2 separate regions of the Mus musculus genome follow, and region 2 is linked to region 1. The links are chromatin loops, found by intact Hi-C in ENCODE. Cell type or tissue: gastrocnemius. All regions are shown on one strand.

What was found. Hi-C counts contacts between places; a loop is a spot of excess contacts. Peaks named below come from ENCODE experiments on the same cell type or tissue, not always from the same donor. Only the 100,000 strongest peaks of a DNase experiment are listed, where the experiment ranks them.
Region 2: a loop joins it to region 1, with 4 times the contacts of the local background. A loop is called at or near these places in 3 of 42 quality-filtered maps.

Annotation. Positions count from the first base shown.
Region 1 is chr2:159,644,909-159,647,408 of GRCm38, reverse strand. No RefSeq gene overlaps it. Among named protein-coding and RNA genes, the nearest start is that of 4933416E03Rik, 300 kb to the left of the region's middle. In gastrocnemius, a CTCF peak has its summit at 1,355 (motif pointing left); a DNase peak (open chromatin) is centred at 1,353; H3K27ac peaks cover 288 bases.
Region 2 is chr2:159,999,386-160,001,885 of GRCm38, reverse strand. No RefSeq gene overlaps it. Among named protein-coding and RNA genes, the nearest start is that of 9130015L21Rik, 16 kb to the left of the region's middle. In gastrocnemius, a CTCF peak has its summit at 1,226 (motif pointing right); a DNase peak (open chromatin) is centred at 1,258.

The sequences.
Region 1 (2,500 bases):
GATCTATTTCTACACTGAATGTGGAAAACTTTGGTCATCATCAGTAATGAGAGGAAGTCATACCAAAGTTCATGGAATGGCATCCAGTTGGAGCGATGCTTATATGGTGCTCTGCAGCATCCCACTGAATCAAGACATCCAAATATCAGCTTGCCATCATCTGTCCCATTTCTACACTACTGGCCAGCCTTTTTTTTTAATAATATTTTAACCCCCATTTCACACACACACACACACACACACACACACACACACACAGAGAGAGAGAGAGAGAGAGAGAGAGAGAGAGAGAGAGAGAGAGAGAGAGGAGATATAAATGACAGTATGAATTCAAAGGAGAACCGAAGTGAGTCTTCTCCTCTCTTCTTGTCCTGTGGATCTTTTAAAATACATACAGCATCATGTTGTGATGAACAACCACAAAAGATAGGTACAAGAGCTATGAGAAGGGGCATGAGTCCATTCAGAAATAGTCTCCCAGGGAAACAACAAATTTGAAGGATGGGTGGAGTTAGCTAGGCCAAGCTGGGTGTGACAGGGAAGGGACACAGCTGGTGCTAAAGCTTTGTGACCCAGAGAATCAGTAGCTTTTTATGACTATTAATTAAGGAACTGAAACAGCCCTGCAATAAGTGGGAGTTGCAAGGGAAGGGTGGTGGAGGGGGTGCAGGGAAGGGCAGTACAGGGGGGTGGAGCAGAATTGCCGGTGAAGAATAATTTGTTTTTTTTTATCCCAAGAGTCTTGGAACATAGTGATGGGTTTCAAGCAAAGTGCGGCAGAACCAAAATGTGTGTCCTATAAGAATGGTCTTAGCAACGTGGAACCAGACAGGGGTGTCAGTAGTGATAGGCAGTGCAGACCACCTGTGGAGGTGGTGGGTATCAAGGAAGATGGGAAGCTTCAGGAGACATTTTTAGGTGGTCTTATGGGAAGAACTCTGATTAACTCAGTGGACAGAGGTGGGGAGAATTCTGAATAACTCACAAAACTCCCTGGAACTGGATTCTAGATTACTGGAAGACACAGTGGGCAGATACCAGATAGCTCAGAACAGCCACTAGTTGGATTTAAGAGGTAGGTATTTTAAGTTAGATTCCTTTCCTGACCTTCTAGACAAACATAGCCAGGTCTGGAGTTGGGATGAGAGATCTAGGTTGGAGAGAGATATTTTATAATAGTAAATTTCAAAGTTATTATTCATTGGCTACTTTTGTGTGTAGGATAAGTATGAGTTATGTAACTCATCTCGGATTTATGTAAGTGACTGATCACTCTTGTGTTGCAGAGGAAGAGGAGGCTCGGGGACATCTTATTGTCTCTGCTTTTAACCATTGTGTCACACTGCCCCCTGCTGAGCACCTACTAAGTGCCATGCTCTGATGAACACTGATGTTTAAGGCATTCTAAGGAATTGTGTTCGCATAGAACTGACAGAGAAGCTGTGTGTCTCCTGTAACAAGCAGAAGAAATGTGCGAGATAGAAATGCTGCCTTTTGTCAAACTGCCACCTACCCCCAATCACACCCCATCAACAGTCACATGTAAAGATTTTTACATTATTTTTGAGACAGGGTCCCACTAGGCAGTCTTGGCTGGACTGGAACTCAGCTGGACTTGAACACACAGACATCCACCTGCTTCTGCCTGTCAAGATGCACACCATCATGCCTGTGTCAATGCTGTAATTTTAAATCCTGGTTACAGGGTCAGCAGCAGTGATGAGAGCAGCCAGCTTCATCACAAGTGCCTAGAGCAGCAGGGGATTTATCTTTCCTTTACACTTAGAGAAAGTTTTGTCCTCCCTGCCTCAAGTCGCACCTTTAATTTTCCTTAAGTATATCCCACAACATAAAAATGGTGACATTTGGATTATCTTGTGAGAGTAGTAGCATCTTTGAACAGAAGTTAAGATGCTACCCTCAGCCTGTGAAATTGCTAACAAAGGAGAACATACAAACCAAAGCCCAAGGGACCTACTATTTTGGGTGCATTTTTCCTGGTAATATATTTTATATTGAAGGTTTATGAGAGAGGTGAATGTGCTGTCTGTAAGGCACCTGACTCTTACACAGGAACAGAGGAAAACGTAGAAGGGGGTTGGAGAAGTAATAGAATTCATTTTTCCTCTCATGTCCCCATAGCATCTCAAAGTAGGACTCATTGCAATTGAGGTCATATACTTGTCCACACACTGGTCCACATGCTCACACGGACACTTCCCAACCCAGATGAAGAACACTATCGAGAATGTTCCCATTTCTCTGCATGGCCCACTACTTTCCCTTCATCCCAGGTACCTTCATCTCTGTGTAGATAGATGCTTCTAGAATGTCATCTGTAGAAACCTCTCATTCCAAAAAGGCCTTTATGCTCCCAATTCTTTTTGCTCTGCTTCCTATATTTACTGAAACTATCCAAAAAAAAAAAAAAAACAACAACAACAAAAAAACCCATATCAGTACAAATCTATCCATTTCTTTTTTTTTTCCCATTTTTTAT
Region 2 (2,500 bases), 350 kb before region 1:
TGTATGTGTGGAGCGGTTTCTCCTTCTCCTTGTCGTCCTCCCCCTCCTCCTGCTGGTCCTCCTCCTCTCCCTCCTCCTCCCCCTCCTCCTCTTCTTTTTCTTCTCTTCCTCTCTCTTCTTCTTCCTCTCCTTTTCTTCCCTTTTCTTTCTTCATCACAACTTATTTTTTACTTGTCAGTCTTCCTTCTTGCATTTTCTTTCCTATTTTGGTTTCTTTAAATACAAACATCAGATTTTTTTTAAGGTAAAATTCCTCCTTTATTTTTACCGATAATATTACAAACAGCTCATAACAGCAATTCTTCCTTCACTGTGAAAGTGTGCATCTCTTTCTCTTCTGGTTCAAGCATCTTACCCATTGTACAACTCTCACAACAATGATAATGGTCTTAGCTATTTGTTACTGATTTGTTTTTCTTAGCAAGGATACCTTTATGTTGAGGTGTTTACCTAGGGACTTGTTTTACATGTTAAAATTTTTTTTAAAAGTCCCAAGAATTCAAGTCAATGGCTAAAACAAGCTATCAAATATGGAACTTAAAACTGTTAAAAATTACTAACCTCCTTAGTGATCAAATTTGTAAAAACCAAGTCATTTTTAAGTCTAAAAGCTATGCATTTAAACATGACACTGCTCCATTCTTGAGGATGAAGTGAGATGGGCATTTACATATATGCTTTTGTGGAACTGCACATTGGTTTAAAAATTACAAGCAATAACTTCAAACATATATTAAGAATATTAAATATGTTTTGAAATGTGGAGTACATAAAGTATCATGGGTCTCATTAGATATAAGTGAGCTGTTAGAAACAAAATTAAAAAGAATGAAACGATAAAGGGGCCTGCAAATATTTCATTGTGGAATGTTGTGTACTCACCAACGTGATGTAGAAGGAAATTTTGAATGACATGTTTGTGACTTCAAGATAACAAGCCAACATAGACCTGTTGTGTGTAAAATGTTATGTTAAGATTTTTCTTTCTTTTTTTTATTCTTTTTAAGAATAATATCCCTTCTTTAAATTAAGTGTCCAGGAAGGATAATTACTGAAATCTCAGAAGAAGATTTTTTTCTAGTTGTTGGGCATATTATTAATCTTTTTATTTATTCGTTTATTTTCTGATATTTTGCTGTGCAGGATTGCCTGCATCTCAGCAGTATCCTCACCCTCTCTTCCCTCAAACATCACCCTTTAGCCAGTTTACACAATGAAAAACATGGCCAGTAGAGGGCACTGAAGATACCAGACTGCAGTGGACTCTCTCCTGGTTCCAATATGGATTCTCCTTTGGCAAGAGGTGGCCCTTGAGGCATCCAGTGGCATTCTACCACCAGGACCATTGTCCACGGGCAGGTTTACACAGCATCCCATAAATGCATCCCATAAATGCGCAGCTCAGGGAGTTTCCTCTATTGTTCTCGAGCCCAAGTACCACTCATTGATCAGAAGTGGCTCCTGGCTCTAGGCTAGGAAGAGAGATCTCCGTGTGCCCCTTCTCTAGGTTCTGCTCCTGATCTTGAAAGGAGTGGCAACTTCCTACTCTACTAATTGGTGATTTGGGGAGTTAGGTCTACCAATCCCGCGTTAGATGTAGCAATTCATTACACAATTTACGTTTAAATTGACACATGGTTTTAAGTCTTGGTTGGATCTGATCTATGTTATAGTGTATTTTGCCACATTTTCTAGGATTCTACCATAAAAGTAAACTAAATTCATGTTTGTTTTCCATTTATTATGTTCATCTCTATCTATCTATATATGGGTATCACTCCAACAAAGGAAAGTAAGAATGATTTTATTTTCTTATGGTAATGAAAATAAAGAAAATATAATCAGTATCTTGAAACATTTGCCTGTGTATAAAAATTAGTAATGTACCAATATCTAGACATCCTTGTATGTGTATCTTCTAATGTAGAAATCTTTTAAAATGTTTTTTATTATTTTTAATTATGTGTATGGTTCCAAATCTCTTTTTCCATAGCCATATCGTTATCAAACAAATCACCTGTTTAGATTACCTAGTTGGAGCCTAGGGAGTCCACGGGACACCACCATCACAGAAAAGTCAAGAGGGTTACTCTTCTTCTTTCCTGGAACACCACTCTCATGCAGCATTACTCTGCCAGGTCGCCATGCTTTGCTCTGACGCGTCCTACACTGATGTTTTGGGCATCCATTCCTACCTCACAGTGTGAATTAACTGCCCTTTCTTCTCTTCCCTCCCCTGCAAGGCTGTCACATCCCAATATGTAAGCAAGGGTCTCTATAGCCGACCTTTGGCATTGCCTCAATTTCTTCAAATGCCGCTCAAGGGTTAGGGTCTAAAGCGAGTGGCCTCTTTGGGAGTATTCAGAGTCACCCTATAGTTATTAGATGTGGGTGTGACACCTCTCTAGACTTATGCCCTGACCTTTCTTACGTCAGCAGTGACTACTCCTCGCTTTGACTCAGTTTCTTCTTCACTGTGGGATCTTAGGCTAGCCATTTC